4 separate regions of the Homo sapiens genome follow, and all the other regions are linked to region 3. Evidence: chromatin contacts called from ENCODE Hi-C or POLR2A ChIA-PET data. All regions are on one chromosome and are shown on one strand. Each heading gives the region's core, a stretch centred on a gene start or an enhancer-like site at or near the end of the contact. The rest is flanking DNA. Distances are from core to core; before and after follow the strand shown.

The links. Hi-C counts contacts between places; a loop is a spot of excess contacts on that map. ChIA-PET counts read pairs that join two places held with the same protein, here RNA polymerase II (POLR2A). Pooled maps may share reads with other maps.
Region 1: a loop to region 3 is called in a map of ascending aorta, with 6 times the contacts of the local background. The contact joins the promoter of WBP4 here to the promoter of DGKH in region 3. A Hi-C loop is called at or near these places in 11 of 168 maps with a recorded cell type or tissue (CD4-positive, alpha-beta T cell, CD4-positive, alpha-beta memory T cell, CD8-positive, alpha-beta T cell and 8 more), 11 of 37 single-sample maps with no recorded cell type and 30 of 50 pooled maps. POLR2A ChIA-PET finds 5 or more read pairs at or near these places in 1 of 52 experiments (activated CD4-positive, alpha-beta T cell).
Region 2: a map of CD8-positive, alpha-beta T cell shows a loop between it and region 3 (14-fold over the local background). The contact joins the promoter of KBTBD6 here to the promoter of DGKH in region 3. A Hi-C loop is called at or near these places in 3 of 168 maps with a recorded cell type or tissue (CD8-positive, alpha-beta T cell and naive thymus-derived CD4-positive, alpha-beta T cell) and 16 of 50 pooled maps.
Region 4: a loop to region 3 is called in a pooled map, with 2.3 times the contacts of the local background. The contact joins the enhancer-like site here to the promoter of DGKH in region 3. A Hi-C loop is called at or near these places in 2 of 37 single-sample maps with no recorded cell type and 6 of 50 pooled maps.

What each region holds. Positions count from the first base shown.
Region 1 is chr13:41,057,806-41,065,066 of GRCh38, reverse strand. WBP4 (WW domain binding protein 4) reads right to left here and starts at 3,558. Exons shown (of 10, transcript NM_007187.5): 1 at 3,392-3,558; 2 at 2,351-2,423; 3 at 1-51. The coding sequence starts at 3,393. It overlaps TRE-TTC1-2 (tRNA-Glu (anticodon TTC) 1-2), which reads left to right and starts at 4,258; the gene lies at 4,258-4,329. It also overlaps a transcript of ELF1 not described here. RefSeq lists a silencer at 4,764-4,943.
Region 2 is chr13:41,129,213-41,136,888 of GRCh38, reverse strand. KBTBD6 (kelch repeat and BTB domain containing 6) reads left to right here and starts at 4,087. Exons shown (of 1, transcript NM_152903.5): 1 at 4,087-7,676. The coding sequence starts at 4,378. The coding sequence ends at 6,402. KBTBD6-DT (KBTBD6 divergent transcript) reads right to left here and starts at 3,961. Exons shown (of 4, transcript NR_120423.1): 1 at 3,834-3,961. RefSeq lists enhancers at 3,785-4,024, 4,385-4,434.
Region 3 is chr13:42,046,477-42,053,370 of GRCh38, reverse strand. It overlaps DGKH (diacylglycerol kinase eta), which reads right to left and starts at 4,723. Exons shown (of 30, transcript NM_178009.5): 1 at 4,406-4,723. The coding sequence starts at 4,597. RefSeq lists a silencer at 4,417-4,946 and an enhancer at 5,487-5,576.
Region 4 is chr13:43,041,711-43,048,849 of GRCh38, reverse strand. The region is part of intron 1 of DNAJC15 (DnaJ heat shock protein family (Hsp40) member C15); the gene reads right to left. Among named protein-coding and RNA genes, the nearest start is that of DNAJC15, 22 kb to the right of the region's middle. RefSeq lists enhancers at 2,026-2,701, 3,043-3,102, 3,203-3,252, 6,945-7,139. Within about 2 kb of position 3,174, at least 16 of the 41 ENCODE cell types and tissues checked have a DNase peak (open chromatin) inside an H3K27ac peak, as active enhancers do.

The sequences.
Region 1 (7,261 bases), core at 2,309-4,808, 990 kb after region 3:
TTTTGCCACATTTTCCTTATGATTCTTTCCTCTTTCATGAAATTCAACACTCTTGAAAATGAAAAGAGAAAATAACAAAAGAAAACTACATAAACATCATAAAATTCATAGTAAACATAATTTTCTCATAAACATGAGAAAATTAAAATTAAAATGAATGGCAGAAAAGATGAAAACATTAATTTAATGCAAATTGGCCCTTTTAATCAAATGATGCTAGGGAACTACATTGTTTATTATTATGTCCTCTGACTAGGTTTCCTTTGGTTCTTAAAATAAACCATGATGACCTTATTAATGGAGAAAAATACAAGGTACCCTTGATGACTAATCTAGTGACTATGATTGTAATGAGGACTCAAACGTGACATGAAGCCAAAAGACTGGGGAAAAAAATCTTAAACAACTTTCAACATCAAAAGCCTTTAGAATTTTATTGCTCTATTTGTCACAAGGAGGGACATAGAGAACAATGATTTTATTGCTTTATTCCTTAAATTTAGGAGAAAAGTATGTATTTTAAGATTCCTCGTAAATTATAAGCAAACACTTTTATACAATGTGGTAATGGTTCAAAATGTACAACTTCTATGGAGGATAATTTGGCAATATCTATCAAGACTACAAATACATTTACCCTTTGACACAGCAATTTCATTTCTGGTAATTTATTCTATAGATATACCTGCACATGTACAAAATCATGATATACACAAGCTTACTGACTGCAGCACTGTTTGCAATAACAATACGGTATCCATCTCTAAGGGACTGACTGGTTAAACTATGGTACATTCTCATAGTCTACTGTAACAGAGAGAAAGAAGCTCTTTATGTATGGATACAAAGGGAGCTCCAGTTACATACTGTTAAATTTTTTAAAACTAGTGCAGAATAATATATACAGTACATTACCTTTTATGTATGCTGGAATAAGAACTTGTGTCTACATGCATGTAGAAACAATGGAAGGATAGGCAAGAAAATGAAAAAAAAAAATGATAACCTATGGGGAGTGATGGCCACTAGATGACTGGGGACAGGGGCTGGTGAGTGAGCGCAATTATCTATTTAAACAATCAGAAATGCTCCCTAAATTACAAGTTTCTAGTTAAATGCAGTAAGAAATTCCTCACAAGCTCTGCAAAATAAGTTCTGTCAATCAAATCTTACATGATGCATTAACTGAGCTATTTTAAAATACTACCATGAATTCATCTTTAAAGTGTGACTTTGTAAAGCAGATAATCCTCCTGTTTTTCATACATTGCGTTTCCTAAAGTTGATTACACTACACAAAGAATACAATATTAAAGGACCATTCAAAATTAAATTAATTTTGTTTCTAATTAAAGGTTAAATCAATGTGTATTACCAACTCAAGAAGATAAAGACAGACTACACTGGAAGGGATTACTTACTCTAGATAACTCACAAAATTCATTTTACAGCCTAGGTACCTCCAAGAAAGAGAGACTTTAAGTGACCTGTGTGGTTTTAAAAATTCATGGTATTTATTTATAAGGATAGCCTAGGTAAAATAGTGAAGAACTTTAGCAACTATCCAAAAAGACCAAAACATCAAAAAAAAATCCAAATCCTAAACACCTTGCAGGTAACAGGAAATAAATGTCTACAGAAGAAATCCACAGCATTGTTAAAATATGAGACTACTATTCTTTGTGCATCCAACTTTGCCAAGTAAAAACGGTATCAACATAAAATATATTTAACAGATACCCTAGTGTTTATGTGGTATGTACATAGTATTTTGACATGCAAGAGGGGAGAAAAATCAGCGGTGTGCTTTTTGCTTTACATCTTCAAAACTGGATCTCAACTATGAGACAGACTAACAACATACCTAACAGAGTTGTTACTTTGTTTCATGAGAAAGGAAATAATGGTGTTCTTTCAAATTTAAGCATCTAAAGATACACAGCTCTGCATTAAATACACTTGATTATTTCTAGACCACAAAATATACAAGAAAAACTAAACATGTTGCTTTTATTTTTTAAGGGCTTTCCACAATTCTTTGGGTATGACAGTATTATGAACACCACCATTATAATATAGGTGCTTCATAACATGAATGATATGACCAACTCATTGCCCATTTCCCAAAAGGCCACAGAGAAATAATTTAATATATAATCAAAGTCAGGTTGATGAAAAGGAAGAAGGCTCACAGCTTTCATAGGGGACTGAGAAGACAGAAATCTTCTGATGTTTTGAAAATGCAAGAGCAATGTACATAAAAGTGCTTTGTAAACTGAGTTTACATCAAAAAGGAGCACTTCATTCAACACAATTATTATTAGAATCTCTAACAGCGGAATTATCATACAGGCCTATTGTCTGCTATCCAGCACTTGCAGTAATCACAGAATTTCTTTGGCTGTGACTTCCAGTAGTCCGCCCTGAAAAAGAGAGACAACAAGGCTAAGCTCATGTAAAACTTAAAAAAGGTTAAATTCTGCATGCTTTACAGTTTTTAAAGTTTGAAATATATGCCCCTGCTACTGAATCTTGTCTTGTTATGTATAGTCGTTTTATTATTTATCTGGTTGGAGCACAGTCAATTGAAATTCTGTTGCCAGCGGAGTAGAAAAAGTCTGTATCTGATTCATTACAAAACTCCCTTCAATAAAATGGCTTTCAAAAATTCCTCACTTGTTATCGTCATCGTTATGAAAAACTAAGGAACATCTTAGAAGAACATTTATCCTTTCTGGCTTTGGGGGAGGTTGCTGTAATGGAAACCTGAAGAAACTCATAAAGTTTGCCTTAAATCAAGTTATTCCCACCAAGAGAACAACGTACAAGACTACTCTGGGGAAAACTGTAGTTCCTCCCAGACTCTCAGTTAAAACAAACTGTTCTTGAGCCTCAAGGCAAGAGAGAACTGGAAAAGCCATGGGACTTCGTAGACGGCCGACAAAAAAAAAAAAAAAAAAAAAAAAAAAACCATTACGCTATCCAGGGCTGGCCGCTTCCAGTGGGCGGGGGAGGCCGCAGCCCAGCCCTAGTTTCACAATACCCTAGGGTTCAGGGGCTTCGGAAACCCAAGGGGTGCATGCGACCCCCGACAGCGTCGTAGAGAGAGCACTGCGTCGCTTCACCCGCGGCCGTCCAACCAGCCCCCTGAACCGGCCGCCGGCCTCCCCCTAGAGCCCGTGCCCCATACCCCAGGGCGTTCAGCGGGGTAACATTTCTACCCCGCCCTGAGAACCGGCCCTGCAGGTCTGGGGCCGGTCCCGAGCGAGTTAAGAACGCGTCTGTCACGCCCCCGGCCGAAGGGCGGGAGGAGAGGAGGGGAAGACCCGGGCGAGAAAGGGCGGCCCAGAGAAACAACACCTCGTTGTTCAGGGCCTGAGACCCAACTCACATGACTGCGCCAGCCGCTCTGCAAGTCGTCCAGGGTTCCACTCAGACTCGCGCTTTCCCAGCGGGACGAGTCGAGCTCTTCCAGCCGCCCGATGCCCACCCGAACCTCCCTCCGATCCAGACACCTTACTCAGTCCCCGGGACCAGCGTTCCGCTGTTCCCAACTACGGGTGCCCAGACGATCCAATCCGCGTTCGAAATCGCCTCCTCTCCCCTCCCCCTACAGGGGCGGTACTCCCGGCTCCAAAGAGGTGGGGTCGGTATAAAGGGGTTGAGGTCACCGGGAAGGGGTAAAAGCGCGACGGGACCTGAGCTGAAGGACGGGATCTCAAGCCTCAAGTCCCTGCGCCATCCCGCCGTCTCTGTGTCCTCCCCTGGGGCCCAAAACCTCCATCCTCCTTCTAGGCTCGCTGGCTCAAGGCCAAGGAGCTCAGCGCGCCGCCTCCGCCCGGAACGCAAACAGCTGTTCCCAGAGACGTCTCCGCTCTCAACTTTGCCAACTACTCCGCACGCACTTTGACCAGCGGAGCAACCGGGACCTGTGGGTCGGGGTCCTCTGGCGGAGTTAAAAAAAAAAGAGGTGAAACTGCGGGACCGGCGCTGCGAGTCGCTAGGCTTCGCCTCAAACTTTGCTGTTGCAGCGGAGCGGCCCCGCCCCTCCTCTCCCCTACGACGCCCACGCGCTCGGATGGGGCTTGTTCCCTAGCTCGGGAGCGTGTGGGCAGCAGCAGCGGCGGCGGCGGCGGCGGCGGCGGCGGCGGCAGCAGCAGCTTCAGTAGCGCAGAGGCGGCGGTGGCGAGAGGTGCGGCGAAGGAGGCAGAGGCACTTATGCTTGTCAGGTGGGTCACGGCAGTTTCTCATAGCACTTCCCATATGGTCTAGCGGTTAGGATTCCTGGTTTTCACCCAGGTGGCCCGGGTTCGACTCCCGGTATGGGAACGCTTCCTTATTTTTCTTTTTTTTTGCAACTATCGGTTTGGAGGGCTGACTTTTTAAATCTTGTGTTCTGGCTCCTTTCTTGTCCCCGTCTGGGTGAGTTTGTAGAAAATAAGCATTACTGTAGTTAGTGGCGCCAGGAGCTGGGCTGCGGCTTTTGGAGCCTCGAGTGCCACGCCGTGCCTGCTGGAGAAGCGAATGCGCTTCCGATCCTTCTCCCTCCCGCCTCCGGCTCACGGGGCTGGTGGGCCCTGAGGGAGTTTCACTTTCCCCTGGGCTGCTCCCCCGCCCCTCCGGCCCGTAGTTTTCCAGACGCCCGGGAGGTGATGATTAACTCCGGCCTTGCGTTATCTCCTCCCAGCGCCCCCGTCCGGCCCACACCCTCTTCAGCCGCTCTTGCGACTCTTCCTATGCAGGACGGGCTGACCCCCCTGCCCTGGGCGCCCCAGAGCCCGCGCCCGGACCAGTAGCTCTAGTGGTTCTCTGGCCGCAGGGTATTTACGAGGCCCCACGGAACACAGTGTGCCTTCCGCGCCCTCCCGGGGGGACGCGCTTTCCCGGCCGCGCAGCCGCCCGGCGCCCCTTTCCGCCGCGTGTGCGCTCGCGTCTCCACCCGCGGCGCCTGAGCAAGCGCGAGGCCGGCCTGCGAGGTCTTCCCAACTTGACTTAAGGGGCGCTGGTCGCAGTCACGGAAAGTACCCTCGAAAAAAGGCCTTTGGGAACGAGAATCTTTTTTCTTTCCCTTTAAAAATACACACCACGAGCTATGGAGGAGAAAAATACCACTCTGATGAGATGGCTTTAAATAAGTATATCGACTTTCCAAAGGGTCTAACATTTTGAGCGCGGTTGATTTAAAGAAAAAAATTGATTAAAACAACGGCAAAACATCCTGGGGTGGAGGTGGGGCTTGGGAAAGAGAAAATTGGCTGGAGACTGGGGAGGGGACGTTAAAACAAAGTTTCACTGTATTTTTAAATATAGAAGCCCTGTGTTTATTACAAAGAAGGGACAGCTGTGTCAGCAGCATGTGAGCTGTAAATGAAACAAAAGCGTTATCTTAAATGCAAGCTGAAATTAGAAAATAGGGTCGGCTATAATGTTTATTGGGCCTCTGGGAACAAACGAAGAAGGAAAAAGTGACTCTTGTAGATGGGTTTCTGGTCAGTGCCATTACTGAAAGCAGATGTTTTGGTTGTTAGTATGTGTGTTCCCAGACTATTTTGTAGCTTTAACTGCACAGTAAATTTGTTAATGTGATCTGCGTGATTAAGGATTAATTAGGCTTACCTTGTTAAAAAGAAAGAAAAAGCCTAAGTATTTTAAATCGTCTTCATTAATTCAAATATTTGTGTGTTTGCTACACACCAAGCACCACCACATGCTTTTGAAGTTACTGATGTTTGTATTCTTTATGTTAGCTAGTGGATAGAATACTGAATGGAATAATATTTTGGTCTTTGTGATTAGCTGTGTGATGAGACTTTTCACCTTCTCTGTTCTCTGGCTTTAGAGCCATACATTTTTGATAACACGTATCACTCACAAATTTTAAATAGAGTTACAAGAATTGTTGAGCGATTCCTGAATAGATAATGAAAGTGGAATTTTCATTTAAATAAGTAATAGTGTGTCATTATTAAGAAGCAGTTACTAAAGAATTACAGTAGTTGAAAATTTGGAAAGAAGGAAAGATAACTCGGATAACTCTGCCTTAATTGTCCCCAGAGAGGGCTTAACTTTTGACTTTTTCTTCTTTTTTTTGTTGAGACGGAGTCTCGCTCTGTTAACCCAGGCTGGAGGGCATTGGCGCGATCTCAGCTCACTGCAACCTCCGCCTCCCGGATTCAAGCTATTCTCGTGCCTCAGCCTCCCAAGTAGCTGGGACTACAGACACCCGCCACCACGCGTGGCCAATTTTTGTATTTTGAGTAAAGACAATGTTTCACCATGTTGGCCAGGCTGGTCTCGAACCCCTGACCTCAGGTGATCCACCCACCTCGGCCTCCCAAAGTGCTAGGATTACAGGCATGAGCCACCACGCCAGGCCTTGACCTTGTATTTTGTAATGAGTTTACAACATTGTACCAAATGGTGCTAAAATGGATGTTATTTTCAACTGTGCACTCAGTAATTGCAAATAGTTGTACTATATACCTGGGGGTGAACACAAAGGAAGTAGTTGCATCATCTCTGTATAAAACACAGATTTATCTTTCGTGTAGTTGTGCATTACGTAGAATATGGTAAGGCAACATCTGAGTTGTAGAAGTGCTACTGGAGTAACAGAGGTGAGGAATCGGTTCTGCTCAAGGGAGAGGACTGGAGAAGAGACCTAGAGGGGAGAGTGGACCTTGAAGAACTGATTGGATTTCTCCTGTTGGGGAATGTGAATCATAAAGCTGAGGTAGGGGGAACAAGTATGAGGCTGGCAAGTAGTCGGTTTGGCAGGAGCACAGAGTGCCTGCAGGGAGGGCCATGGGAGATCAAGCTGGGAATGTAGAAAGGAATTTTAACTTGATAAATTTTGACTAGGTAACAGGTTCTTTTATCAAGGAGTGACATTTTATGTCACAAAAATTTTTAAACCATTTCTGTCTCTTGGAAAACCCAAAGGTAGCAGTGGCATGTGAAAAATTCTTGTTTTAAAAGATTCAAACAATAAAGAAACATGTAGAATATTTTGTGTCCGTACATTTTATGTTTAGGAGTTGAATATTAATTTGTAATTAATAGAATGGAGAAAAGCAATCAGTTAATTAGAATTCACTTTATAGGAATGAAATCTAGGCTTAAAGTGTGAGAATAATCTGTCTTGCTTTGTTGAAAGTGACCTTGGTATTCGAAGACAGAGCTGCTCACTACTGTCAGTAAGACGTATATCTTAAATTGATTAAGGCTAGGTAATCAGTTTGTGAGGATTCATTCTTAACGC
Region 2 (7,676 bases), core at 2,838-5,337, 920 kb after region 3:
TCACATGGTGAAAGCGGAAGCAAGAGAGGGAAGAAGAGAGAGAGAGAGAGAGAGAGAGAATGGGTGGAGGAGGTACCACATATTTTTAAACGATCAGATCTTGCGGGAACTCAAAGCGGGAGCTCACTTATCACCAAGTGGACAGACAGCACAAGTCATTCATGAGGGATCCGCCCCCGTGATCCAAACACCTCCCACCAGGCCCCACCTCCAACACTGGGGATCACACTTCAACATGAGATTTGAGCGAGGACAAATATCCAAACTATGTCAATTAGTAATGTTTGTAATACAGCTCAAAACCGGGTCTTCTATTTCTAAATCTTGCCCAGGGGAACATGCCTCAGGCTATTTGAATTTACCTTAGAAAGCCAACTAGCCTTTTCCTTGAGTTTAGTAACTAAGCATTCACTTGTCCTGTTGTGTTTATTCAAGTGCAAAAAGAGATTTTGGCTATGGCACAGATATCTCCTTGTCTAGCTAGAAGGAAGTTGAAAGTTGTAGGATTGGCCATAACAATTTGGACCTGTGCGTTTAAACTTATTTTCTGTACTTCTAGGGCCAAAGTGGTATAATTTTCTTCTACAAAGGTTAAGGAGAGGCTTGAACTACCTTTTCTTTTTTTTTTGAACTATCCTTTTTAACTGTATTAATGCCATAGTGGGTGTCAAGGGCCCTCATGGTGCATATGAAAAGAGAATCATTGATATCCCTGGGAGGTTTTCCCCAATTCCCTGTAGTTGCCTCAATTTGGAGGTAATTCCAGAAGGACACACCATTGACAGGTGGGATAGCAGCTTTAAATATTTTGAAGTCCCAGACAATCAGTCCAAATGCCCTTGGGGAAGGCATGAAAAGTGGTATCCTATGGGGAAACAGGTGGGGTCTGAGGTATAGTAATTATTAACAATTACTGGGATTAACAACTGGGTAGATCCCTCAGAAGAGCAGAGTCTTTGTGTGGAACTGAACGCAGTTTGTAAGGCTGGTTGGGAAGTGGTGGAAGAGAAAATGGTTATTATTAGGGATAAAAGTGCTCCTACATTTTTTCCTACACTTGATCCTGAAAAAGTGGAGTCATTGAGTTTGGAGATTTCAAGAGACTCATTAATCATGTTAAGAATTAAGTTTCATTTAGTACATGCTGAGAAATTGGGGATAATAGAAGAGTCAAGGGCCATTAGGCATGAGACTCTGGGCAGGTTGAGTTCCTTAAAGAGTTTGGCTAGTTTGAATATAACGGTACCACTGGCCTGCTTGTTTCATTTTCCAGAGGACTGGTAAGGAGACTGCAGTTTTTGTAACATTGGAAGTACTTGTTGAAGATCCTGAATAACCTTACTACTGAAGTGAGTTCCTCCACTGTTATTAAAAAAAACAGAGATCCCTAGGAGGGGAAAATTCTTTCTGGTATCAGGTTAACTTCAGTGGTGATAGTAGCTTGTTTACAGAGAAAAGCTTTTAACCATGCTGAAAACATGCCAACTATGGTTAAAACATATTTGTACCCATAAGACTTTGAGAGTTGATATATTTTCCAATGAAAACAAGGACTAGAGAGAGTTGACTCTCATGCTTGTCCCACTTTACATGTTGACTAGGATTGTGTTTCTGGCAGATGGGGCAAGTTGAAGTTAACTGCTCAGTATTAGGGCATCCCCAACAATATTTGCGGAGAAAGATTTTCTTTGCCATAATGTGTAATCTCATGGAGGCTGCAGAATAAATTTTGGGTGAGGGACCAAGAGAAATCAATGATGTCTAGGTGTCTCCAAAGCCCATCTGAGTAGAAAAAACATCCAGCTTGTTGCTTTTTTGCTTTTTCAGCCTCAGGTGCTAGCAGCTGTTATATCTTAAGTTTCTTAAGAGTTTCTGTCTTTAGAGTAGGTTGAGCAAGGAGAAGTATACACGTGATTCAGGAGGTGTTTTCTTGGGAAGCAGCAACCTTAGCATATTTTCAGCCAGTTAAGTTTCCTTTAGCTTTGTTAGTCCAGCCACTAGTGTGAGCTTTGATTTTTGAGAATGGCTAATTTCTGGATAGCTGTAAGGACTTAAACAGGGGGGCTGGGCGCGGTGGCTCACGCTTGTAATCCCAGCACTTTGGGAGGCCGAGGCGGGTGGATTACCTGAGGTCAGGATTTTGAGACCAGCCTGGCCAACGTGGCGAAACCCCATCTCAACTAAAAGTAAAAAAAAAAAAAAAAAAATTAGCCGGTCATGGTGGTGGGTGTCTGTAATCCTAGCTACTCAGGAGGCTGAGGCAGGAGAATCGCTTGAACCCGGGAGGCGGAGGTTGCAGTGAGCCAAGACCGCGCCACTGCAACTCCAGCCTGGGTGACAAGAGCGAGACTCCATCTCAAAAAAAAAAAAAAAAGACTTAAATAAGTTAGTGAGTTGGGTTCTGAGTGGTACTCCTCAGTTGTCATAAACCTCTTTCTTTCCATAGCATACCAAAATAACGTGCAATTCCAAAAGTAAACTGGCTGTCTCTATAAATGTTAGTTCCCTTATCTTGTGCTAACATGCAAGTTTGGGTGAGTGCTTAAGAATTCAATGATTTGGGCCATGTTAACTTAAGTGGAGATTTCAACTTAATAGGCTGTTGAAAATCTGCAATAGTGTATCCTGCTTAAAATTCCCCATTTGTACTCCTGAGGTAAGAACCATCTACAAAGGTGATATCAAGGTCTCTGAGAGGAGTTCTGGTGATGTCAGAGTGAGGAAATGTGAATGACTGTGTGACGGTGATTCAGTCACAAGGTTGTCCTTCAGAGGGAATGGGAAGAAGAGTGGCTTGATTGTTTTGACTACGGTGGACAGTGATGAGAGAGGAAGACAGTGGCAGGGTTTCACAGGAGGTGAGTCCGAAGCGGAAACGTGTTAGGTGTTCTCAGTGACTTCTAATGTCTGAACTGCACGGGGTAAGTAAAGGTTGAGTGAATGACTAGAAATAAAGTCAGCTCTGATGGAGAGGCAACTTCATACAAGCAAGGGGAGAAATGCTTGAGCCACTGGGTCTAAAAGGATGCTAAATTACCAACCAGGCCTCTGGCTTCCATTGTGTTTTGGGGTGAGGACCCCCTAAAGCATGTCTCTTCTTTTGTGTAAAAAAGGGAAAGGGGTACTGAATATTGGAGAGACCAAGTGGGAGAAGTGGCTACAGAGGACTTCAGGTTTTGAAATGCAGATATGGAAGGAAAGTCTCAAAGTCAGGTGACTGGAGGTGGTCTCCTTTTAGTCATGGCAAATAAGGACAGGCAATTGTGAAAAAGCCAGGGATCTAATTCCAGCGATAGCCAACCAATCCTACAAACCCTGAGTTATCTTTTGGTACCAGGGAGAGGCATAGTGAGTAAAAAAAAAAAAAAAAAAAAAATCACTTCTAATGGATACATACACTAATACAAGATGTTAATAATAAGGGAACTGTGAAGTGGGGAGAGATATATGGAAGTTCCCTGTCCCTGCTGCTCAATTTTTCCGTAAACCTAAAAATAAAATCTAATTTACACACACACACACACACGCCCCTAAAAAGGGATCTCTGCTGGAACTTGCAAGGTTTTCTGTTTTGGGGGGTTTTTTGTTTTCCTACAGGCTCATAATTTCAAATTAGTGGTGCTTCCTTTTTTTTTTTTTAATAAAGGCTGGAAGAAAACTTATCGAACCTTTATAATTCTAAGAACTGAGTAATTATTCTACAAACCAACAAATATTTATTAACAGCGTCCTATAACCAACTCATGTAATCTTCACACAATCCTATGAAATACTACTGTTCACGTCTTACAAAAGAAGAAACAGTTCAAAGAGACAAGTCAAACAATACATACTAGAACGAGGCGACTACTCTGGATTCCAAAACCACAGTTCCAAACCACAAAATCGAATCTAGGAAAATTGGCGCTCTCGAGTGTCGTCAGCTAAAACAAGGAACACCAGAGAAGGATCGCGATATTACACAAACTACTACTCCCGACATGCAAAGCGGATTCTTTCCCTCGGTCTCGGCCCGGGAGTCCGAGAGTCCCAGCAGCCCTCGGGGCGCGAAAGGCAACCTGGGAGCGGTAGTTCTCCTGGGCGCCTAGCATTGTCGCCCACGCTGCAGTAGCGGCTTCTGCGGCTCCAAGCCAGCGGGTCCTGTGAAGGCGAGCAGACGCGGAGAAAGGACGCGGGAGTGAGAGAGGGTGAGTCAGCCACTGTCTAAACGATAACGGGAGGCGGTTCTGCGGGGTAGGGTTGAATTCAGTAAATGGGCTCGTGCTGCTGTCTCTTCGGAGACGCTGCTATCTTAGCGTCAGCGAGGGAAGGTTGAGGAGGAGCCAGAGCCGGGTCCTGCAGCGTTTCTCGCCATCAGCGCCCGTCGCCATCTCCACCATGCAGTCCCGGGAAGACGCCCCGCGCTCTCGCCGCCTAGCCAGTCCCCGTGGTGGGAAGCGGCCCAAGAAGATTCACAAACCCACAGTTTCGGCCTTTTTCACGGGTCCAGAGGAATTAAAGGACACGGCCCATTCTGCAGCCCTGCTGGCACAGCTCAAGTCCTTCTACGATGCGCGGCTGCTGTGTGATGTGACCATCGAGGTGGTGACGCCTGGCAGCGGGCCTGGCACGGGTCGCCTGTTCCCCTGCAACCGCAATGTGCTGGCCGCGGCATGTCCCTACTTCAAGAGCATGTTCACAGGTGGCATGTACGAGAGCCAGCAGGCCAGCGTGACCATGCACGATGTGGACGCCGAGTCCTTCGAGGTGTTGGTCGACTACTGCTACACGGGTCGTGTGTCTCTCAGTGAGGCCAACGTGGAGCGCCTGTACGCGGCCTCCGACATGCTACAGCTGGAATATGTGCGGGAAGCCTGTGCCTCCTTCTTAGCCCGACGTCTTGACCTGACCAACTGCACCGCCATCCTCAAGTTTGCAGATGCCTTTGGCCATCGCAAGCTGCGATCCCAGGCCCAGTCCTATATAGCTCAGAACTTCAAGCAACTCAGCCACATGGGTTCAATTCGGGAGGAGACTCTAGCAGATCTGACCCTGGCCCAGCTGCTGGCTGTCCTGCGCTTGGATAGTCTGGACGTGGAGAGTGAGCAGACAGTGTGCCATGTGGCAGTGCAGTGGCTGGAGGCTGCTCCCAAAGAGCGGGGTCCCAGTGCTGCAGAAGTCTTCAAGTGCGTGCGCTGGATGCACTTCACTGAAGAAGATCAGGACTACTTAGAAGGGCTGCTGACCAAGCCCATCGTGAAGAAGTACTGCCTGGACGTTATTGAAGGGGCCCTGCAGATGCGCTATGGTGACCTGTTGTACAAGTCTCTGGTGCCAGTGCCAAACAGCAGCAGCAGCAGTAGCAGCAGCAACTCTCTTGTATCTGCAGCAGAAAATCCACCCCAGAGACTGGGTATGTGTGCCAAGGAGATGGTGATCTTCTTTGGACACCCCAGAGATCCCTTTCTCTGCTGTGATCCATACTCGGGGGACCTTTACAAAGTGCCGTCACCTTTGACCTGTCTGGCTCACACTAGGACTGTCACCACTTTAGCTGTCTGTATCTCTCCTGACCATGACATCTATCTAGCTGCTCAGCCCAGGACAGACCTCTGGGTGTATAAACCAGCTCAGAATAGTTGGCAGCAACTTGCAGATCGCTTGCTGTGTCGTGAGGGCATGGATGTGGCATATCTCAATGGCTATATCTACATTTTGGGGGGGCGAGACCCTATTACTGGAGTTAAGTTGAAGGAAGTGGAATGCTACAATGTTAAGAGAAACCAGTGGGCATTGGTGGCTCCACTGCCCCATTCTTTTTTATCCTTTGACCTAATGGTAATTCGAGACTATCTCTATGCTCTCAACAGTAAGCGCATGTTCTGTTATGATCCTAGCCACAATATGTGGCTGAAGTGCGTTTCTCTGAAGCGCAATGACTTTCAGGAAGCCTGCGTCTTCAATGAGGAGATCTATTGTATCTGTGATATCCCAGTCATGAAGGTCTACAACCCAGTTAGGGCAGAATGGAGGCAAATGAATAATATTCCCTTGGTCTCAGAGACCAACAACTACAGAATTATCAAGCATGGCCAAAAATTGTTGCTCATCACCTCTCGCACCCCACAGTGGAAAAAGAACCGGGTGACTGTGTATGAATATGATATTAGGGGAGACCAATGGATTAATATAGGTACCACATTAGGCCTCTTGCAGTTTGATTCTAACTTTTTTTGCCTCTCTGCTCGTGTTTATCCTTCCTGCCTTGAACCTGGTCAGAGTTTCCTCACTGAAGAAGAAGAAATACCAAGTGAGTCTAGCACTGAATGGGACTTAGGTGGATTCAGTGAGCCAGACTCTGAGTCAGGAAGTTCAAGTTCTCTTTCTGATGATGATTTTTGGGTGCGTGTAGCGCCTCAGTGAAATGCACAGGATCAACAGGGTTTGTTGTAACTAGATTGAAACACTAAGTTGTTTTTACTGTTTTGGAAAATATCTTAAATATCCTTTTTGTTCCTAAAGGAGAGGAAAAGTTGATTAACTTCTGGTTTGGTTTAGAAAAAGTAATGTTTGAAATACGAAGGTAATTTAATGTTACAAATTTTAACACTCAAATCAACCTTTTAATAATTTTCTGTGCTAAGGGTCCAGTATTTATTTGATTATTTAGTATGTTTATGTTTCATGACACTAATTTAGTCTTTTGATACATTTTACATTCTGTTTACTGCCACAAGCACTGTGGCAATAACTTTTGAATTTTAATTTTTATAATAGAAAAATGATTAGGAATTGCTAGATAGTGTTTTGAAAGCATATCTTTTTCTTCAGAACAATGTAGACTTCCAAAATGGTTAACCTAAGGGGTCTTTACAAAATGTGTTATAAGTTAAACATAATTTGGGAAGTTTTACTTTTGTTTTCTTCTATGAAGAAAAAAATGCAGGCTGGGCGCGGTGGCTCACGCCTGTAATCCTAGCACTTTGGGAGGCCGAGGCAGGTGGATCACCTGAGGTCAGTTCAAGACCAGCCTGGCCAACATGGTGAAACCCCGTCTCTACTAAAAATACAAAAATTAGCTGGGCGTGGTGGCATGCGCCTGTAATCCCAGCTACCCAGGAGGCTGAGGCAGGAGAATTGCTGAAACCCGGGAGTCAGAGGCTGCAGAGAGCCGAGACTGGGCCACTGCACTCCAGCCTGGATGACAGAGTGAGACTCCGTCTCAAAAAAAAAAAAAAAAAAAAAAGGAAAAAAAAAAAAGAAAAAAAACCATATGTGTATTAGGGTGACTGAGTGGTGACTTCATTTATAATAATACAGAGAATAGCTATAAGCTCATTGACAGTAAAAACAACAAACCAGGATTCTACTGTTTGAAAAGAAGTTTCGTTTTAATTTTGGAATTTAGAATGTGTATTTGCAAAGTCACCAATTTTCATCTAAAAGGTTATATTCTAGTTGTGTCACCAAATCATCAAAAAACCTTAAAAAAGAAGTAACTTGCTTTGTAGGTTTGTATTGTTGATCTAAACCTGATACATGCTTCATTTAATCAGGAATAATCCTTTTTTTTCTGCTGGACATGTATAAATTTCACTGGATTGTATAAATTTTTATCTATTGCCTTAAACATTTACATGATTCTCAATATGTTTTAGCTGTACAGTTTTGGTGTTCATCTTAGAGGATTCTTCAGC
Region 3 (6,894 bases), core at 3,474-5,973:
TATATAGTTATATATATAATTAGTAGTAGTAGTAAGATTTTTTTTTTATTTTACTTTAAATTCTGGGTTACATGTGCAGAACCTGCAGGTTTGTTACATAGGTATACATGTGCCATGGTGGTTTGCTGCACCAAAAATATATCTTAATCCAGATAGAATACTGGTGTGTTTTTTGGTCTTCTTTTGGGTTTGTTTTTTTCTTTGAGATGGAGTCTCACTGTTGCCCAAGCTAGTCTTGAATTCTTGGGTTCAACTGATTGTCCTACCTTGGCCTCTCAAAGTGGTAGGATTATAGGCATAAGCCACCGCCCTCAGCCTAGATAAAATGTTGATGCAAAATTCTGAATATCTTTTTAGTGTTTAGGTATGTTTTACCTAAATTTAGAGACTCATTTGTGGCCATTAGCTGTAAGAAGACATATAAATGTCAAAAAATAAAAAATAAATGAGAACACAATAAACCTCATCAGGAGTATTTTTGACACATGCAGCTTCACAACCTTAGCCGAGATGACCCAAAGGCAGAAAAAGTCATTGAGATGGTTCCCATTTGTTTATACTGTTTGGTTTATGATTGTTGAACAATCCTAGGCTGTAAGCCTGACCAAGTTTCTTCCAGCCATTCCCATAAAATGAAAGGTTGCAGTATTCATGGGCCAACAAAAAACACACAAAGCTTCTTTCACATTCATCCTCAAAACCCAATTTGTCTGAATCTGTATTAGCGTTGTTTCAAAAATATCTTATTCTCAGTAAATACCTGTGAAATTCTCTACAACAGTATGTCTGAATGCAAATCCAAAAACTCAAGAAGGTAAAGAGGGGGAAGAGATATGACAAGTGTTAGGACTCCATTTTGGCTTTCCTGCATCAGCACCACTTTCACTTTTGTACATAAGTGACTTTTTGTCTTTGGGAAATAAAGGCAGGCATAAAATCATTTAGTGTTTAGCACCTGAGTGGCTAGATGAGACCACCTGAAATTCCACTTAGGTTATTCAGAGAAAGGAAAAAGTTCAAAACAGAGGAAGAGGAAAATAGTAGAGAGGACAGCATAGACATACAAAGAAACCAGGAATAAATGGAAAATGAAAAGGGGAACAAAAAGTATACTGTATGGAGTTATGATGAGGGTGCTAAAATACACATGAGGATTTTATTAAGCCACACTGATTTCAAAAGCATACCAGTTCCATTCTTTACTTAAAAACCATCAAATCCACTATGAAAAAGCTGAGATTAGTGCATTGTCCTAAAACAACCCATATTTACTTCTGCAAAAAACTGGTTAAATGATGACATATTAGATTGAACCATATGAAGCATTCCATATTTGACCAGTTTTGACCTACTGACAAAGCAGGATAGATGAGCAAGAACTGCTTGTGCTGTCTTAAAAATGACTGGGGCTGAGGCCGTGGCTCACCCCTGTAATCCTAGCACTTTGGGAAGCCAAGGTGGGCAGATCACCTGAGGTCGGGAGTTCGAGACCAGCCTGACCAACATGGAGAAACCCCATCTTTACTAAAAATAAAAAATTAGCTGGGTGTGGTGGCGCATGCCTGTAATCCCAGCTACTCGGGAGGCTGAGGCAGGGGCAGGAGAATCGCTTGAACCTGGGAGGTGGAGGCTGCAGTGAGCCGAGATCACACCATTGCACTCCAGCCTGGGCAACAAGAGTGAAACTCCATCTCAAAAAAAAAAAAAAAAAAAAAAAAAAAAAAGATGGCTTTGAGCTAATCTTAGGGCCTACCTCTCCTCCAGGTGCTCCCATCTTACACACCTGTGCGGAGACACAGAAAGTATTTGTCTTTTTCTAAAGATCCTTCCTTAATTCTCATCTGAATCATAATTGAAGACTGGGAACCAACGTTAAATTTAGTAGTTCTCATTCTATAAATTCCCCCTATTGCTCTCACTTTCTTCCCCAAGAATCAGTATATGTGATAAAAGACGTAAATAATGAAGTCTGTGACATACATGAACAGTCCAGTTGCAGGAGGCGGGGTATGAGGTTGAAGCTCACTGGTCTCAGAATCTTATACCCTGATCTCAAGTGTTCATATATGAAAATGTTGATGAACTTACATGCACTCTAACATAGGAGAAATTGTAAAATGCTGAATTTCTGACATTCAATACACTTTTGAAATTCAAGCAATATTTGATTTCATAGTCAAAAATGATCTCTCATGGCAAAATGTATGTGCTAAATGTTTTTATTAGAAAGTCAGATAGAAAATCACAAATAATGTGCTTTTTAAATTTACTTGTAGTCTCCATAAGCATATAATCTTAGCTATTACAACGAGCGCATGAAACCTATAAAATACAGTGGTACTCCCAACAAATTTGTTGTTTGACATGATTCAATTCAATTTAGAGCCATCTCTCAGTTTTCTTTCGAACAGTATAAATCTACTGGTTAATCCTGATATAAGTATGCATGGAATTTTGACCATTTCATATAAATATGTAACATACACGTTTGTTTGTTTGTTTGCTTGTTTGTTTAAGAGACAGTCTCGCTTCATTGCCCAGGTTGGAGTGCAATGGCAAGATCTCAGTTCACTGCAGCCTTGAACTCCTGGGCTCAAGTGATCCTCAGGTACCTTGTTCTCCCAAAGTGCAGGGATTACAGGCGTGAGCCACCATGCCCGGCCCCTATACAATTTTTTTTTTTACCTGCCATTTTGCCCATCATTAACACAGTTTATGAACTTTTTTCAGAATTAAGATTTGAAATATTAAAAACACTTTTAGGAAAGTCCCTAACTTTGTAAAAGCCTTAATCTTAAAAAACACATTAAATGCCATATTCTTAATTTACTACAAACTCAAAAACGTCACTATTAAAAGGAGTTACAAGATGTACTCTTAACTAAAGTGACTGAATCCCTAACTCTTTAGTAAGTGCATCTTGTCAACAGTTGTTCTTGTGTGTTGTTCTTACACACATGTATTTCAGAAAATAAGGAGGCAGGCTACTACAAACATTAATCCACTAGCTTTTTTTTTGTCGCTCAGGCTGGAGTGCAGTGGCACAATCTCTGCTCGCCACAACCTCCGCCTCCCGGGTTCAAACGATTCTCCTGCCTCAGCCTCCCGAGGAGCTGGGATCTCAGGTGCACGCCTCAAAGCCCAGCTAATTTTTTTATTTTTAATAGACATGGGGTTTCACCATGTTGGCCAGGCTGGTCTGGAACTCCTGGCCTCAAGTGATCTGCCTGCCTTGGCCTCCCAAAGTGCTGGGATTACAGGCATGAGCCACCGTTACCGGCCTCCACAGGCACTGAATAAAAATTATGTTTCCAAATAGGAGTTCATTGACCTTAGGGAAAATTTTTCATAAAAATAACTGTAGAATGAATTTTTTGCAAATTTATTTTTAAAAACGGTACCCCAAGCCAATGATTTTGTGGTTCCGTTTTCAATATCCTCGTTAAATTTCCCTACTGATAACAGACTCTCTCTGTGAAGATTTTTAAATTACAATGAAAATTAGAATACATAAAAATCCTTTAATATCCATAAGCATTTGCTTTGGTATGTTCATGATCAAATTAAAAATTAACTTTGAGACCTCACAGGTCGACAGCACAAGCTTCATTAACAAGAGTAACACACCATCCTAATGTCCACACAGCACAGAGGTAACTTCTCATTATTAAAAAGAACCATGGACGCATGGTTCTGAACCCTGCCTGCACTTGGCGGGAACCTGCGACACGAAAGCCTGGCCAGCCCTTGGAGCCATGCAGGGTGCGGTTAAGCCGCGAACACCATGTCCCACTTGCCTGCCTCGGGGCTTCTGCCTTCCAGACCGCAGCAGGAGGCAGAGGGGCAGGAAAGGCTGACCGGTGTCACCTTCCACCCACCCTCTGAGTGGGCCTAAGTGGGAAAGCAGCAGGGCTCACTGCAGCGCAGGCTGGTTGGCCAGCACATGCGCACGCTCCCCCGAACGGCAGGGAAGAAAAATTGAAACTCTCCTTTTAAGTTCCCTAAGTAGGAACTCGCGACTGCGCGTCAGCTTTTTCCCACGCTCCCGCCGAGCCGCGGGTTCCCTGCACCCGCCTCTGCCAGTCGAACTCCCTGGGAGCCCAGGCTCGCAGCCTCCCGCGCAGCCGCCGGGAATCCGTCCCGCAGCACCGCGGTCCAGCGCCCCCGGGCCCCGCCCCACCCCTCCCCGCCCCGCCCGCGCCCCAGGCCCCGCCCCGCCTCACCGTCTCACCATCCCCGCCTTCCCCGCCTTCCCCGCCTTCCCCGCCTTCCCCGCCTTCCCCGCCTTCCCCGCCTTCCCCGCCTTCCCCGCCTTCCCGGGATCGCCCGGCGCGTTCCAGCGCCCCCGCGCCCTCTCCACCTCCCGCTTTCCACGCGGCCCTCAGGCCCGCCTCCTCCGCCCTACCTTGGTCCGGATCTGCCCCGAGGTAGACACTTTGCGGATCAGTTTCTGGGGTCCCTCTTGCTCCGCTTCGCTGTCAGACGAATCCTCTCCCGGCCCCGCCGAGGCAGCGGCGGAGGTGACCGCGGCGCCGGCTCCGGCGGCCGCTCCTCCAGCGGCGCCCGGAGGGTGGTGCTGGCCTCCGGCCCCTGCCATCCTCTCCGACTCCTGCGGGGACACAGCACCGCCCGGCGGGGGCGGCGGCGTTGGTCAGCGGGTGGGCTCTGCCCGAGCGGAGCCCGGAACCCCGTGCCCGGCCGCCGCCGCCATCTTCCGTTTCCCTAGCTACCCCCGCGAGGTAAGGGTCGCCCGGGGCAGGCGCCCTCCAGGCAGGGGTCCACCCGGCTCCTCCGCTCGGTTCCCGCCGGAGCGGCGGCCACGGTGGGACGCAGAGGTAACGGACCCCCGCCCGCCTCGGACCCCTGCGCACCCAGCCTCGGATAGGACCAGCGCGGGTAGAGAGGATGGGGTGACAGGGTTTGGAGCAACATCTCTTCCACTCCCTTACGGTCTGGGTCCCTAGGATGGACAGGAGGGTGGGGGAGGCAGGAAACCTCTGCAGCCCACCCCGTAGTGGCGATGCCCGCACACCCCCTCTCACTTCTGGACAGCAGGGGCAACGCCGATCCCTGGGGAAGAATGGGAACCTGGAGCTTCCTCCCAGCACCCTTGGGTGCACCCGCCACCTCCTGAACCCCGAATCTCTCCAGAGACACTTGGGCCTCGCCGCGCGGTTCCAGCTGAATAAAAGTCCCCTCTGCCACCAAGACAGTCGGGGGCTGCCCCTCGTCGGTTTCCCCACCCCCAGCCCCACTCCGAGGACCGTACCTCTCCCGCCTCCGCCAGGGCCGTCGGGTCCCCTCAGCTCTCCTGACGGCGGCGTTCAGTTTCTGGCCCACCCCCACCCCCATCCGGCGCACACGGAAGAGAAGAGCATTTTCCGGGAGGTTCAGCTCCGCTCTGAGAACTTTTCGTTCAGAAAGAGCGATCCCCTTCGGCTAACAGGAAACTGGGAAGGGCGTGGAGAAAGCGCAGAAACAAGAGACTACACGCAGCCCAAGACGACAGAACGCACAAGAAGTGTCTAAGCTGAAGCGCTAACCGAGATTGCCTGGAAGAAAACAATACACTCGAGCCATGCGAACACCAGTACCCGAGACAAAAAGCCTTGGAAGTCCTGGCAGAGCCACTCCCTAGCCCGGACTAGAGCAGGAGGAAGTGGGATCAACAGGCTGTAGCCACCGCGCACAACTCCCCTGCAAGCTGGCTGCGCGGGCACTTGGGAACCGCGGACTGGCAGCGGGTTGTGCACGCTCAACGTCAAAGAAGCCTCACAGGTGTGAGGGGGCTGCGGTGAGGGGGCTGCGAGAGAAGACATTAAAACGACAGATCCCTCTTGTCATCCAAAGAGAACACCAAACTGGTGTTAGCTATATTTTTAAATAGGACAAAAAGTCCCTGCCAGACTGTGGAGTCTCTCCACCTGGAGAAAGCATTCAATCTCTGTTATGTTCATGCCTTTCAGTACCATTCCTTTCGTATTTTTTCAGTTGACATGACCTTTAAGGTTCCTCCAAACTAAGGTTCTAATTTTTTTTTTTAACTTGCAGTCTTACTCCCAACAAGAAATTTGATATATTAGAGCTAACAGTTCTAAGAAGTTTTAAGAAATAGTATGCAATCCCAATACTGGACATCACACTGTAAATTAAATTCATTAAAATGTAAAATGTGTTTAGTTCAAATATTTAAAGACAGGAGACTGCTGCTATGTAATAATAACAGAGAGGCTATTTCTGCAGCTTCTGTTGTCTCCTTTAGGAAAGGAAGGAGTTGGGCAAAATGAATTTTAAGAACGCTTAGAACTCTACAAATATGTAATTCTTTATCTACAAAGAACATATTTCTGGAAATTCTTAAAAGAGAAAAATAATCAAAATAATGGCCTTCATTCCCACCTGTTTGGTCATGGACAAGTCCAATATTTTGGAAATGTAGACAAGGACACCTAGTAAAGGGTCTTTTGAAAGAATAAACTTAGTTTAGTCTTCTCCTTTAATGTAAAGAAACTAAGGCCCCAACTGACAAACTGAGACCAAAGTCAAAATCATGCGGTTAGTATTCTAATGTTCTATTCACTTTATCACACTGTATAACAAAAGTCTGTCAGTTACCATATACTTCTATTCATACATTATGTGTTTTATATAGCAACATTTTCCAGAATCCAGGCAGCGAGTGATTAAACTGAAAGGCATTATCTAATGCCCAGCCTGATTTTGTGATTTTAACAGGTCAGATTACGCATCTCACTCTTTGATTTGAACACTGATTGCTTAAAGATACTTAAAAAGTTTCATATCCCAGAGCTGAGCCATTTAATACCTCAAAGTAAAGGTATTCCTTTCTCATAAAGATTTAACCTCAGAGCCAGCTTTGCACTTCTGCAATCA
Region 4 (7,139 bases), core at 1,925-4,424, 1.0 Mb before region 3:
AATTATTGGATATATTTTTGTTGTTGTTACACAAAATTAGGGTACCACATACTTCTACTTATAGAACAAGCTGATCTTTCTATAAATATATGCACATATATACTTAAAAATGAAATCAGTTACAAATGCCACCAAAAAAATTCTTTTACAACTGGTCCAGCATAATGTTTGGGAACAGTGGTCTCTATGTAAGAAAAACCAAAAACCTAACATTCTACTTACATCAAATTTAGAAATTTAGTTTTTAATAATCTGTCATGGTCACCATGGGGGAAAAAAAGATGATATATATTCAAAAAACAAATTTATGTGATATGGGACAAGGGTATTTAAGCTTTTTGTTTTTTGTTTATTTTTGAGACAGAGTTTTGCTCTTGTTGCCCAAGCCAGAGCGCAATGGCGCAATCTCGGCTCACCACAACCTCCGCCTCCCGGGTTCAAACGATTCTCCTGCCTCAGCCTCCCCAGTAGCTGGGATTACAGGCATGAGCCACCATACCCGGGTAATTTTTTTTTTTTTTTTTGTATTTTTAGTAGAGACGAGGTTTCTCCATTTTGGTCAGGCTGGTCTTGAACTCCTGACCTCAGGTGATCCACCTGCCTTGGCCTCCCAAAGTGCTGGGATAATAGGCGTAAGCCAATGCACCCGGCCTAAGTTTTTAAAATTCATTACTTTAGAGTACACTTGTCAAAAATTACAAAAAGCATAGCTTTCACTGCATTCTCTCTGACCATATACAATGCATGAATATTTTGGATTTAAAAACTTCCAGGCATATGCATAATAGCACTGCAGAAAGCAACAGATGGCAAATTGTCAGTGAAATCGAATGGTTTCAAAATGGTGGCAGAGTTACCACAGAGAATCCTCATCCTAGACTGCTAGGTCTAGCTAAAGAAAAATCTTATGTTCTCACTAAATAGCATCATTACACAGTTATGGTTTCTGATGCCCGCTGGCCCTTCAAGCCTACTCTGTACCATCATCTTCCTCATCATTAATTAGTACCCTTTCCCATTCCTCATGGCTCGTACTAAACTTTTACTTTCTAAATAAGCCTTCAAGTTTTTCATCCATGCAGCAAGCATGAGCCCCTTATACTTTCTACTCCTTCACACCTGAATGCTATGTATGGGGCTGCTATGGAAAGTCCATGGGCTTCAAGTTAATCAGGCCTGGGCTCCAATTCAACATTCTGTGATCCTAAGCTATTCTCTTTGGGCCCATTTCCTCATCTATAAAATTAAGATACAAATACCTGTATCCTAACATGCTCGTAATGATTCAAACAAGGTTATGAAAAATAACCAGCACCTATGTGAACGTCACAGACATTCCATGTTGGTCCTTTTTTCATTCTCATATTATTTACTCTTACTCCTTTTGTTCCTCTCTGCTTTACTCCTGGGAAATCTTACTCAGCAATCAACTTCAAGCTCATCTTCTCAAAAAAGCTTTCTTCACTCACCTCTCACCCAAACAAAACTCTTCAGTACTCCATAGTACTCAGGAGATCTTTCTACTGTAATATATATTACATTAGTTAATACTCATTTACCTATTTCAAATCCCTTCCAACATGTAGGCTTCCGGAGGTAGGGACTGTGTTTTATTTCTTTGGATTTCCAAAATCTAGCAAAGCGTCATTTTCTAAAAGTTTGTATAATGACATGAAAATGATCTTAAGAAACTTTACCACTGTTACGGGCGGGTCTTTGGTCTTAGAGCTCCCAACATGGGGTGGGCCGCTCCCAAAATGACGGCAAGCCTTTTGTTCTCTGACCTGGGGTTCTTGGCCTCACAGATTCCAAGAAATTGAACCTTGGGCCATGTGGTGAGTATTATAGCTATTAGAAGCTGTGGGTCATGGAAGAGAACGGTGGAACCCAGCAACCAGTGTTCAGCTCGATTAGGGCACTTAGCCGTGCAGTAACAAAGGCGAGCCTTTAGCCTGATCAGGTGCGGCAATGTGCACCTCACTGGATCAGAAACGCAGTGGACACCCTGCTGGATCCAGAGGGGTGTAAGTCAGCGGCAGGTCTGCGACGGCAGCAAACAGCAGCGGTGGACAGCGAGCAAAAGCTCAGCTCGAACCGTAACAAACACGGACCAGAAGAGTGTGCAGTTGCAAGATTTAATAGAATGAAAACAGAGCTCCCGTACAATGTGAGAGGACCCAAAGGGGGTTGCCCACTCTCTGCTCCAATGCCTGGGTTTATATCCCAATCACTGCCCCTCCCCCTGTGCTCTCAGGCGATATATGATTTGACTATTTCTTTACCTCCTGCTTTTAGCTTAATTTGTATTTTAGTGAGCCCTCTTTACTACCTGATTGGTTGGGCGTGAGCTGAGTTACAAGCCCTGTGTTTAAAGGTAGGTGCGGTCACCTTCCCCAGTTAGGCTTAGGAATTCTTAGTCGGCCTAGGAAGTCCAACTAGTCCTGTCTCTCACCACCACCGAGATGTCTCTTGTAGCTCATATTTTATGTGTACCATACTGGTGACCGAAATTATGTTTTGAAATGGGAAAATATAATGGACAATGCTAGTTAAACTTAATTAAAAATCTAACATATGGTCATGCTTCAAAATATCCTGGACCAGGTAAATATATTCAAAAGTCTCACGGAAGACAAAGAAAATAAAGTTAGGACCTTATGTCTGGTAAATTTCCTTACAAAAAAAAAAAAATGAAGATAATCCACAGGTTATGTGGAAAACATGAAAGAATAACTAATTTGTTAAACAAACATTAAGGAAAATAAACTCCCAATAAAAAGGTTAGGTAATTTAGCAAACAGGCACTTGAAGGCTATTTCCCATCTCTGACTGGTTCATTAATTAATTCAATAAATACTCAGTATTTACTATGTGCCAGTCATGATTTTAAGCCCTAGGGATATATCAGACAAAATCCCTATCCTCATGAAGGTACATTTTAGCAAGAGAGACAGACAACAAACAATTTTAACAGGAAAAATATATAATTATTTTACGCAGTGATTTGTGCTATGGAAAAAAATTAAGCAGATAAAGAAGTAGGTATGTGTTTGTATGGTGAGAGTGAGGGAAGAGAGAGACCCTCTCACATTGTTTTATATTTTATACTCAGTACCTGTTTTAAGAAAAAAACAAGGAAGTGAAATCAAAGACAGGCAGCCTGGCCCCAGGCCCAAAACCACGCCCGAGCCTGCATGGCCTAAACCTAGTAGTTAAAAATCAACTCATGACTTAGAACCCGATGTTACCCATAGATTTCAGGCATTGTATGGAAGAACATTGTGAAACTCCCTGCTCTGTTCTGTTTCACTCTGACTACCAGTGCATGAAACCCCGTCACATATCCCCTAGATTGCTCAATCAATCACAACCCTTTCATATAAAATCTTTAGTGTTGTGTGCCCGTAAAAGGGACGGAAATTGTGCACTCGGGGAGCTTGGATTTTAAGACAGTAGCTTGCCGATGCTCCCAGCTGAATAAAGCCCTTCCTTCTACAACTCGATGTCTGAGAGGTTTTGCCTGCGGCTTGTCCTGCTACAAGAGCAACAAATTTAAAGTGAGTAGGGCAAGCTTCACTGAAAAAAATGACTTTTGGAAAAAAATTAAAGCAAGAAAAAGGATTCCTTAGATTTTGGACTAGCAATGGGAACAAGTGTAAAGTCCCTAAAGCACAGGTGTGCCCAGTGTGCCTAACGAATAGCCAGAAGGCCAGTGTGCATACAGCAGGAAGAGAAAGAGAAAAAAATAGGCAACAAGGTCGAACAGGTCACAAGGGGAGCAGATCATGCTGGGCCTTATATGGTCAACATAAAGACTAGCTTTTCTCCGAGTGATACAGTACATCATTGTTTTGAGCAGAGGCCTAAGATTATTTCAATTAAAATTCTAAGGATCATTCTACTTGTCATGTTGAGAATAGATTGTAGAGGATGAAAAGCAGAGGCATGGGGATGAGTTGTAAGTCTATTAAAATAATCCATGAAAGAGATAATGGTCACTTGGGCTACAGCGATTAATGATGGAAATGAGGAAAGTGGTGAGATACTAGATAGAGTTCGGAGGTAAGGCCAATAGGATTTGCTGAGACACTGGATATGGAGTCAAGGTTTTGAAATGAGAAAATATAATGGACAATGCTAGTTAAACGTAATTAAGAATCTAACATATGGTCATGCTTCAAAATACCCTGGACCAGGTAAATATATCCAAAAGTCTCTCGGAAGACAAAGAAAATAAAGTCTTTGCAACCAAAAGGAACTAAAAGGACCTTTTAGTTGTCTTGAGCAACTAAAAGGAAAAGAGAAGAGTCAAGGTTATTGTCTTGAACAACTAAAAGAATGACACTAACTGCCTTTTGCTGCAAGGACTGTGAGAGGTCTGTGGCAGAGAAAGGGTATGTCATGAACTCTCTTTTGGACTTACTTTCTAACAATATGCCGTGACGAGTATGATAAAGCCTAAGTGAAACAGTATGAGAATTCCTAACACCTAGAGGGTAAATGGAGAGGTCTCATCTACTAATGGAAAAGAAGAATGAGCCAGATGTTTGGAAAACATTCATTCTTTGTTATCTTGCAGTGAGTTAATTCTCAAGGGTTAATCACAAGCAAATCACTTTCTGCTGAACTCAGTGTTTTATGCTGTCTTACTATTAGGTTCAGTCTCCACAAAGAAAACTCTTTGAATTTAAACAACAGCAAGTGGAAAGGAGAAAAAAAGAGAGGAAACAAGAAAGACTGCTGGCAAATCAATATAATTTGGGTAAAAGAGGTATTATACATGCAGATTAGAATAAGGAGGGGAGGAGAATTTACATTCAAGAAAAAGTGTCAGACACAATAAAATGACAATAACGAGAATTTATAAAATTATCCTGCCCTAAAATCTTCAAGCCAATATAAATTTCAGACTTTCATATCTAAATTGAACCAATCTACATTAAGACACCCTACCTTTACCATTATTGTTCCATTGCCAAAAGCAAATACATTTGAACTTCTCCCAAAACACCAATTCCCACGAAACCCTTACATTAAGCAAAAAAGAAAGGCAAAGCTAACTACATTTCTATTTGCTCTGTTTTTAAGTTGCTTAATTTCTCTTAAACCACAGGCAAGCATTAGTATCTACAGCAAGACTAGTGAATAAATAAAAGGGCGAAACAACAAAATCAGAGGCCAAACATGTTAGGAAACAAAACTCTTAGGCTTACCCCAAATGAATGTTACTCCACTCTCCAGCATAATTAAAAACTCCTCAAAGTTAAATCTTCACTATAGATAATGATTTTTTAAGAATAATCTTTTTCACACTGTCAGAAAAGGTCTAGAATAAGTAAATAAATAATAACAAGAATGATCTTTTAAGTACTGTTTTGCATTTACTCAAAATAACAGTGTGAGTCATGGCTCTACTTTCTCATAATATAAGAAGCTTTTGAGGTCAGGCATGGCAGCTCATGCCTGTAATCCCAGCACTTTGGGAGACCAAGGCGGGTAGATCAACTGAGAGTCAGGAGTTCGAGACCAGTCTGGCCAACATGGTGAAACCCCGTCTCTACTAAAAATACAAAAATTAGCTGGGAGTGGTGGCACACGCCTGTAGTCCCAGCTACTGGGGAGGCTGAGGGGGGAGACTCGCTTGAACCCGGGAGACGGAGGTTTGCAGTGAGCCAAGATCATACCACTGGACTCCGGCCTGAGTGACAGAGCCTTTCAAAAAAATAAAAATAAACAAATTTAAAAAGCAGCTTTTTTAAACCAAAATGTGAATAAATGTGACTGGTCAGAAAATCTTGCTCCTGTCATCAACCATGTCCTTCCTGACAGCCTGGAGAGCACTTGCAGCCCCTGAACTCATCACAGGCTTGCCAAACCAGGTTGCATATTTGGCTTTAAGTTCTTGAACCCAGGAACATGGTGACAGTTAATTTTATGTGTCAACCTGGCTACACTATGCTTACCCAGTTAGTCAAACACTGATTTTGGGGTTGCCATGAAAGTATTTTGGAGATGTGGCTAACACCTATGGAGTTTATCTTTGATAATCTATGTGGGCCAATCTATATGGACCAATCATTTGCAAGGATTTAAGAACAAAATTGAAGTTTCTCTGAAGAAGAAGAAATACTGCCTCAAGAATCTCATCCTATCTGAAAGCTCTCAGACTGTGGGCCTGCCCTACAAATTTTAGACTTGCCAGCTACACCACCACAGCTGGTCCCTACCTTATGTGGCACCATGACATTTTTTCTCAAGATAAGCTCTCCCTCTTTTGAATCTGCTGGCTTTCAGTTTGGGAGCTGGAGCACTTGAGTCATATCCCCCCATCCTAGTTGACTCTTAATGCACTCCTGCCCTTCTGTTTCACCACCCTTCATGTAAAGATGTTATGATTGATCCCTGTCCCTAACACAGGAGAGTGCCTGCTCTATATTGCTTCTCAGCTACTAAGAAGGAGGAAGAAACAAAACTATAGTAGTCCTCTCTTACAGTTTTGCTTTCCATGGTTATAATAATATATTTCCAGAGAAAGAGAGACCATACTCACATAAGTTTTATTACAACTATAGTTATTATTGTTCCATTGCATTGTTTGTTGTTAATGTCTTACTGTACCTAATTTATAAATTAAACTTTATCATAATTATGTATATATAGGAAAAAACATTGTGTATGAAGGGACCAGTACTATAGGAAAACAATACTGTATCTGTAGGGTTCAGTACTTTCCATGGTTTCAGGCATCCACTGGTGGTCTTGGAACACAGAACCCACAGATAAGAGGGGGCCTACTACACTATAGATAGGCAGCAGGATTAAGTAAACATCCAACCATTAAAGAAATCAATGTCAGTGTTATGGTCTTACCTATTTAAATATCACCACCTGACTACTTCCCAGCTTACTCCTCCATTGTGATCCCAGGCCACACTTCAAAACTTCCCTCCCTCACCATGCTATGAACCTCTAGAAGGCAAGAGGTAGGCTTCATTCACCTTTGTATTCCCGGTATATAGCATAGGCTAAATAAAAGTTAGCAGTTAATTGACTGCATGGATGTATGTATATGCATGGAGAGACAGTAAAACAGACAGCTGGCCAGCTGGCTGAGTACTCTACTTCTGAATCATAGATTG